2 separate regions of the Mus musculus genome follow, and region 2 is linked to region 1. The links are chromatin contacts, found by Hi-C in ENCODE. All regions are on one chromosome and are shown on one strand. Each heading gives the region's core, a stretch centred on a gene start or an enhancer-like site at or near the end of the contact. The rest is flanking DNA. Distances are from core to core; before and after follow the strand shown. Region 1 holds the start of Lipc (lipase, hepatic). Region 2 has its middle 58 kb from the start of Tcf12.

Evidence for each region. Hi-C counts contacts between places; a loop is a spot of excess contacts on that map.
Region 2: a map of T-helper 17 cell shows a loop between it and region 1 (6-fold over the local background). The contact joins the enhancer-like site here to the promoter of Lipc in region 1. A Hi-C loop is called at or near these places in 1 of 37 maps with a recorded cell type or tissue (T-helper 17 cell).

What each region holds. Positions count from the first base shown.
Region 1 is chr9:70,932,985-70,936,717 of GRCm38, forward strand. Lipc (lipase, hepatic) reads right to left here and starts at 1,824. Exons shown (of 9, transcript NM_008280.2): 1 at 1,492-1,824. The coding sequence starts at 1,576. The region is part of intron 2 of Gm32017 (a long non-coding RNA gene); the gene reads left to right.
Region 2 is chr9:72,167,658-72,171,609 of GRCm38, forward strand. No RefSeq gene overlaps it. Among named protein-coding and RNA genes, the nearest start is that of Tcf12, 58 kb to the left of the region's middle. Within about 2 kb of position 2,359, at least 1 of the 3 ENCODE cell types and tissues checked has a DNase peak (open chromatin) inside an H3K27ac peak, as active enhancers do.

The DNA of each region.
Region 1 (3,733 bases), core at 574-3,073:
AGGAAGAAGGATTCTGAGCCACTACACGCTCACTCCCATGGGGAGCACACATCCGTTGTTTCTGAGCTCCAAGACTACGTAAGTAACATGTGCATGGGTGTGGGAGAGCATGTGCTGCACATGTGTGGTGGTCAGGGGATGGCCTCAGGGTTGGTCCTTGATTTTTTTACACCTTGCTTGGGACACAAAGACCAAACGAAGAAAGAGAACTTCAGACCAATCTTTATGAACATTGATGCAAAAATACTCAATAAAATTCTTGCCAACCAAATCCAAGAACACATCAAAATGATCATTCACCACGATCAAGTAGGCTTCATCCCAGGGATGCAGGGATGGTTCAATATACGGTAATCCATCAATGTAGTCCACTATATAAACAAACTCAAAGAAAAAAACCTCATGATCATTTCATTAGATGCTGAAAAAGCATTTGACAAATTTCAGCATCCTTTCATGTTAAAAGTCTTGGAAGAACAGCAATCACACTTAACCATTGAACCATCTTTCTAGTTCATCCTTGAGGAAAGAAAAGTTTAAGTCTCCGGTGGATATAGATGCTCAAGTCTGTGACCTCAGTGCTCCTCAGTGCTCAAGAGGATCTCAATGTCGACCCTAGCCTGGGTTACACAGACCCTGTCTCCAAATCCATCCATCCATCCATCCATCCACCCATCCATCCATCCATCCATCCATCCATCCATCCATCCATCCATCCATCAAAATTTTAAACATTCTAGGCCAGCAGATCTTCATGACAATGGGCACAGAAGCAAGGTTCCAAACCCCTGTCTAATTTGGTCAAGTTGTCCAGTCAATCCTACCATTTACTGATCTAACACGCCATTCAGCCAGGAACCTGGACCCCATCTGCCTGGCAGGGCATGGAAGTCTATCCTTGGCCATCACTGTAGTTTATAAAGCCATGGACTAAAAAGACTGATGGCGGCGGCTCCTTCAGCTCAGGAGAAAAGCTTTGCCAGAAAAATGTAAAGACTAGGAAACATGCGAATGACATCTCTGCTTTAGGCAGGACTAGAAACAGGACTCAGATTCCCTTCTCTTGGGAGAGAGCAAGGCGATTTCACAACCCCAATAGGACAGAGCGTTTGATGGCTCCCAGATGACAAATTAGAATTCAAATGAACTTTAAGGATGATCCCAAGTCTTTCAGGTCATTGTCTTTCAAGTCTTTCAGGTCATTGTCTGCTGAAAAAAAAACTTTTCCCATGGTGTCCATATGACACCTGTAAGAGGCCACACTGCCCGTTACAGGGGCTTTTTTTTTTCCCTGTCATCTACTCTCATCTACTCTTTTTGAAAATACGGTCCCTTTTACAAAGTGCTACACAGCTCTGGGTACCTTGGGAGCCACTCATAGAACCACTTCATGAGCTCTGAAGCAGATCCCATCCCAATGTCAATCTCTGCAACACAGTCAAGACCAAAAAAAAATTCACGGCCATTTCTAGAGAAAAGATAAACACTTACCTGTTCCCACGCCTTGTCCACAAGCACTTGATTGGATAAAGATGCAGAACACCAGGAAAATGGAGATTTGGAGGGGATTTCCCATGTCTCTGGCCTCACCTGGGGTCTGAGGTCTTCTTGCTAATGTCTAGAACTAAAGAGACCAGAGTGCTTCTTGGTGCTCAGCTGGGGAAGGCCCCCATTAATTATTAACCTTAAAACACGTTACCTAGAATTTAAACACTTTCTTTACCTTCTCCAGTCCAAATCTATCAATATCTAGATTGACCCACAGAAGCACTTTTTATCTCGATAAGTTTTGGAAATAAAACACCTCGCCAGGTCTTCTTTCCTCTTGAGCCAAGCTCATAGTTCAGAATCAATCAATTGAGAGTCAGTGTGCTGTGTTTGGACATTTGACCAAAGGTCAGCTGGGTGACCTCTGTATTATTGCCTGCTTTACCGCCCCCCCCCATAGTACTTGAATGGGAGGTAGTGTCGTGGTCCTGGTCTTTCTAGTCGCATGCCAATCCCAAAGAGAGATGAAAGCCCCCACCCCCAGGGACTCTGCTTCCTGTTGAGTTCAGCCATGTTTCTGGCACCTGTGGTGTAATTGTGATGGGGCAGCATGTCTTATAGCTGAAAGAGGAGCTGGAGCCTGGTGAGGTCAGGTTAAGAAGGAACTGGGTGAGAAGCAAAGACCAGAGTCTCGCTGAGGGCCCCGTTGAGAGATACCCCAGGATAAATGCACTCACTGGGTTAATTAATGTCCAGCCAAGAGTAGAGGGCTGTGAAGCAAGGTCATTCAGCAAAAGCAGGCAAGAAAGGGTGTGATGTGCAGCTCTTGCAGAGTTCTTGGCTCTCTAGTGTGATTTAAATTTTGTTGTTGTTGTTGATTTAGTATGGACACACTGAACAAATAAATGCTGTGTGTTGAACACCACTGTGTACCAGGCGCTGTTGTTGGCTTTAAAGAATAGTTAAGTGAATAAAGTAGGCAAGCAGTCCAGTCCTTGTGGAGTTTACGTGCCGTGGGCAATGTGGGCATGAGAAGGATTATATGGTAGAAAGCAGAGATGCATGTTTGAGAACTATTTGGCTGGGAATATAGCTTAGTTGGTAGAGTGCTTGCCTAGCACGCATGAAACCCTGGGCTGGATCCCTAGTATAGTGGCTTTGGTGGCACATGCCTATAGCCCCAGCATTCAGGAGGAGGTGGGAGTGTCAGGAGTTCAAGGTCATTTCTGACTCCACAGTGAGTTCAAAGTCAGCCTGTGCTAGATGACACCCGGCAATAAAAAAATAAAGTACAAATAAAGAAATACCAGGGGTGATGGAGAAGGCAGTGGTTTAAACAGAGTGGTCAGAGTGAATCTTGCTTGGAAGTTGTACCTGAAACCAAGGCTTGAGGGGAGTGAAGGGGCCAGTCTGCGGGGAGAAAGACTTTCAGACAGTTAAGGCAAAGGTCCTGAGATTGGAACATGTTTGGTGTGTTCCAAGAACAGAAAGATGGCCCGTGAGCAGGGAGACTCCTCTGAAGGGGGTACAGAAAGGACTCAGACATATAGAACAAAGGAGCAAATAATTTGATCTGTGTTGTTTTGCATGTGAGCAAGGCTAAAGAGGAGAGCTGACTGAAGAGTGAGCCAGGGAGCTGTGACGATGGCTGGTGTGATGTAACCCTGGGCCTGGGTGGGGGCTGGGCTGTTGTTTAGAAGTGGGACTACTAGACTCCCTGGATTGCTGGGAGGGAGGAGGTGAGAGGGGAGTGAAGAATGACTGGAGGCTTTGGGGTTCAGCAAATAGATGAATGGGGTTACCATCCACGGAAGTGATGAGTGAAACAAGTCTGGCAGGGGGAATGAGGAGCAATTCAGGTTTTGCTCTGTGGCGGGCGTCTGAGTTGGCTCTTAGACACTCCAGTGGATGGTGGAAATAGTTAGCAGACAGACAAAGTGCCAACTGTTGTCTGCTAATGGCTGGCTTAAAAGCTCTCTGAGAGAGCTGGGGAGACAACACAGGGAGGAAACTGCTTGCGGTACAAGCACGAGGACCTGAGTTTGATCCCCTAAATCCACATTTTAAAAGAGCCAGGCACGAGCATGTTCTTGTAATCCCAGTGCCTGGGAGGCAGGGCCAGGCTGATCACTGGGACTTGTTGGGAAGCCAGCCTTGCATAATTAGAACGCAGTGGGTCCCGGTGAGAGACGCAAGATGGAGACTGATTGAGAAAGACAACGGATGCCAGCATTTGACGCCCACA
Region 2 (3,952 bases), core at 1,109-3,608, 1.2 Mb after region 1:
TGTGTGTGTGAATGTCATATGTGAGAAGGCTCCTGTGGAGGTCATAGGGCATGGGATCCCCTGGAACTAGAGCTCCAGGCTACTGTGAGCTCCTGATGTGGAACCTAAATTGGATCCTTTCAAAAGGCAGCAAGTACTGTTAACTGCTGGGCCATCTCTCCAGTCCCCACCTTGTTTTCCTCCAAAATCTCTTTTTGGGACCCATGGCCTGCTGATTAGATGGGGCTGGCAAACTCTACGTGCTTGAGTCCTGGCTCCAAGGACTTCTCCCATCACAAAAGTACCTCTGGATTAAGGAAAAAAAAAATCCTGAAATAATATTTTTTGAAACTGAAAAACTGTCACAGGTTTATAGCAACCAAGTAAATACAGAATTAGGAAAAAACAAAAAAACACCTTAGGGGCTGGGGAGATGGCTCTGAGGGTAAAGGGGCTAGCCATGCAAGCCTGTTCATCCATATTCAATCCCCCAAATTCACATGAAAAGCCAAATGTGGTGGTGAACATCCCAGAATACATATGGTGAGACAGGAACTGGGCACAGAACTGTCAGAAGTTCACAGGCCAGCTTGAAGTCCCCTGGGCAGCAGCAGAAACAAAAGAAAGATCCAGCCATAACGAGGTGAGAGGTGAGACCCAGCTCCCAAAATTTCTCCTCTAACCTACATGCAGAGTCCTGAAAATTGTCTTCCCATGACCTCTCTCTGTACAGAGCCCTGAAAGTTATTCTCTGACCTCCACCCACAAGTTGTGACATGTGTGGGTCCAGATTCATACAAAAACACCACCAAATACACACACAAGGGCAAAGAAGGAAAAAAATAGAGAGAGAAGTTCACATGACTCTCCCTCACCCTTGACCCTTTTCCTGGCTTGCTGATGGCCTGAGGATATCAGTGACTTTCTCAGTGTGGGACCCTGGGTCCAAGGAGAAAGAGCAGCTCTTATTCACAAGCAATGGGATCTGTCTTCCTCTGAAAGGCAACACAAGCGCTGGCCGTTGTTTCCTAGATCCAGACTCACCCCAGTCAGGCAGGTGGCTGCACAGGGGGCTTTTCTGAAAACAGAGTAAGATCAGACACATCTTACTGCTATGAGCATCTAAAGATTTCAACCGAGACAAAAAAAAAAATAAAGACAGACACACTGAAAACCAGGAAAAGACACATACACACATACACACACACACATACACACACACACACACACAAAACCTTCAGGAACTTAGAAAGCCACATGTATCATACAGACAGAGGACATTAGGTAGCTTGTTAGAAATGAGCAAGCTTGGGGCTGGTGAGATGGCTCAGTGGGTAAGAGCACCTGACTGTTCTTCCAAAGGTCCGGAGTTCAAATCCCAGCAACCACATGGTGGCTCACAACCATCCGTAACGAGATCTGACGCCCTCTTCTGGTGTGTCTAAAGACAGCTACAGTGTACTTACATATAATAAATAAATAAATCTTAAAAAAAAAAGGTTTAAAAAAAAAAAAGAAATGAGCAAGCTTGAAGCTCATTGAGGGTGGACCCTTCTGTCAGCATTAGACTCCATGTCTTGGTACGACACAAATTTTAAGGAAGAGGGACATTCCAAAGCTGCTCCTCCCTAGAACTGAAATATCATGGTTGATGGGCTCTAGCCCCTTTGCAAATGGCAGCAGAGGTTGAGAGCGCCCTTCTATGAAGACAGCAGGCGCCTCCCTTGCCCAGGCAAGCACAAGACCTCTTGCGATAAGGAGAAAATCCTGTTTTACAACCTCAGGGGTACAGCCTGAAGCCAGAAGGTGAAAATAACCAGGGTACATCTGAGGATAGGAAGTAGCGACCCACAGTGAGATGTTGAGCTGTGTGCTTATGGAATCTAGAAGCCCATCCCTTGTAGTTGGGGTAGACCCTCTCTGCTAAGCCGGCTCACCACCCAGAAAAGTATAATATAACCTGTTTGTTTGTTTTTTTTCCTCCTCTGTCTCCCTCTTTTGTACACTGCCTAAAATCTTAATCCTCTGTCCTTATCTCTGTCCCCCCTCCCCCCTTTCTCTCTCTGTTTGTGTCTGTCTCTCTTTCTCTCTTCCCCGCCTCCCCACTCCCACCCCCAACCCCATGCAGCTGCTACCAGACTCCTTGAAGCCCCTGCTTACTTTCCCCCTGCTTAGAAAGGACAACTCTCTCTTCGCATCTAGCCACGCTCCCTTTGTGCAGCAGCCTGAGACCTCCAGCCTGCCTGACCCACCCGTCACATGATGTCTTGCTCTCAAACTCCAATAAAAGTGTCCTCAAGTTTCCTTCTGAGTCTGTTTTAAATTATTTTATTTATGAGACTAGGGACCTGCACAGGGGACAGTGTTCTCCTGTGATAATAGGACACACGCAAGCAAAGATCTGAGGCGAGTCCGCACACTGCTGGCTGACCTCCAGGCAGGATGCAAACAGGAAGTAATATCTAAGGCGGGGTTGTAAACAGCCGGACTAGGCACAGAGGAAGCACCGCAGCACCTAGCTCGACTGCAAGGCCGAAAAGAAATATTTTATCCTCTCTTCCCCCTTCCTGTCTTTTTCCTCATTGAATCTTTTCTTTTTCCCTCACATCGACCAAAATCCTTTAAGCAGGAAAACATCCTACAATAACGAAGTTTACAGATAAGCAAACAAACCTGAGAGTTAATTCCTAGAAAACTGTCCCAATAGAAGTGCTTTATGCTGAAACAAAGGGATGCCACATACGGAGTACGAGTACCAGGAGGGGCTCAAAGTACAGCTGGAAGGGAAGGTACAAACCGCCATGCACACAGCCCTAGTCCAATCCCCCTCCGGTGGGGGTGGGGGTGGGGGTGGGGGTGGGGGGCTACGGGTACTCATGGCGGTATACACCTTTAATCCCAGCACTTGGGAGGCTGAAGAAGGAGAATTGTGTGTTTGAAGTCAACCTGAGATACATTGCAAGCTTAAGGCTCGTGTATGCTACATTCTAAGTCCCTGTAGTCTTGTTTTATATTCTGTGTCAGGACATTTTTCTATCTCAAACTTCTCTTCAATAAGATTTTTAAGACTGATGCTCTGTGTAACGTTTCCCTGTGTCTTGTTTTTTTTTTTTTTTTTTTTTTTGACATGTTCATATTCCTTGAAATATTTTGAGTAGTATTTCTGGAAATTGAATTTTTTTATTCTTTAATTATTTTAGTATACAATATAATGGCATTTTATCCTGACATTTTCATATACAGCAATGCATCTTGATCACAGTTACATTTACTCCCCAGCCCCTCCTGCCTTCCATGCTGTGATCCTCATCCTCTCGGCCCCCTGTGCTTTCACGTCTTAAAAATATATGGGGCAAGTGCGTGCGTGCGTGCGTGCGTGTGTGTGTGTGTGTGTGTGTGCCTGTATGCATGAGTTTGTGGTGTGTGTGTCTGTGTGTGTGCCTATATACATGAGTTTGTGTGTGTGTGTGTGTGTGTGTGTGTGCATGTGTGTGTGTGCATGCATGTGTAGTCAAATCTAACCTCCACGTATGAGAAACAAGCAGCATCCCTTTTGTGCCTTCAGAATCCTTCACAGAAAGCCCTGGTCTATGCAACTATTTCTCCTGTTTTCCCCTAGAAGTTTCGGGGTCTGGGGTCAGTTCCCTGAATTGCCCCTTCTTATCCTACCTACCTTTTACCCATAACCTCTACTGTAGACTTCACACATGAAAGAAAACATGCTTATTTTGTTTAACATAATGATTGCCAATTCCACACATTTTCCCGCAGCTCACACAGTTTTTATTCTTCTTACAGCTGAGGAAAGCCCTCTGCTGTTTGTTTATCACATTCTCCTTACCCAAGCATACGTTAGTAGGTTTCTGGGTTTCTGGGCTGCTTCCATATCTTCACTATTGCAAACAGTGCAGCAATAAATGTGGATAGATGACTCCACAGCTAAGAACACTGGCTGCTCTTGCAGAGGACAGAT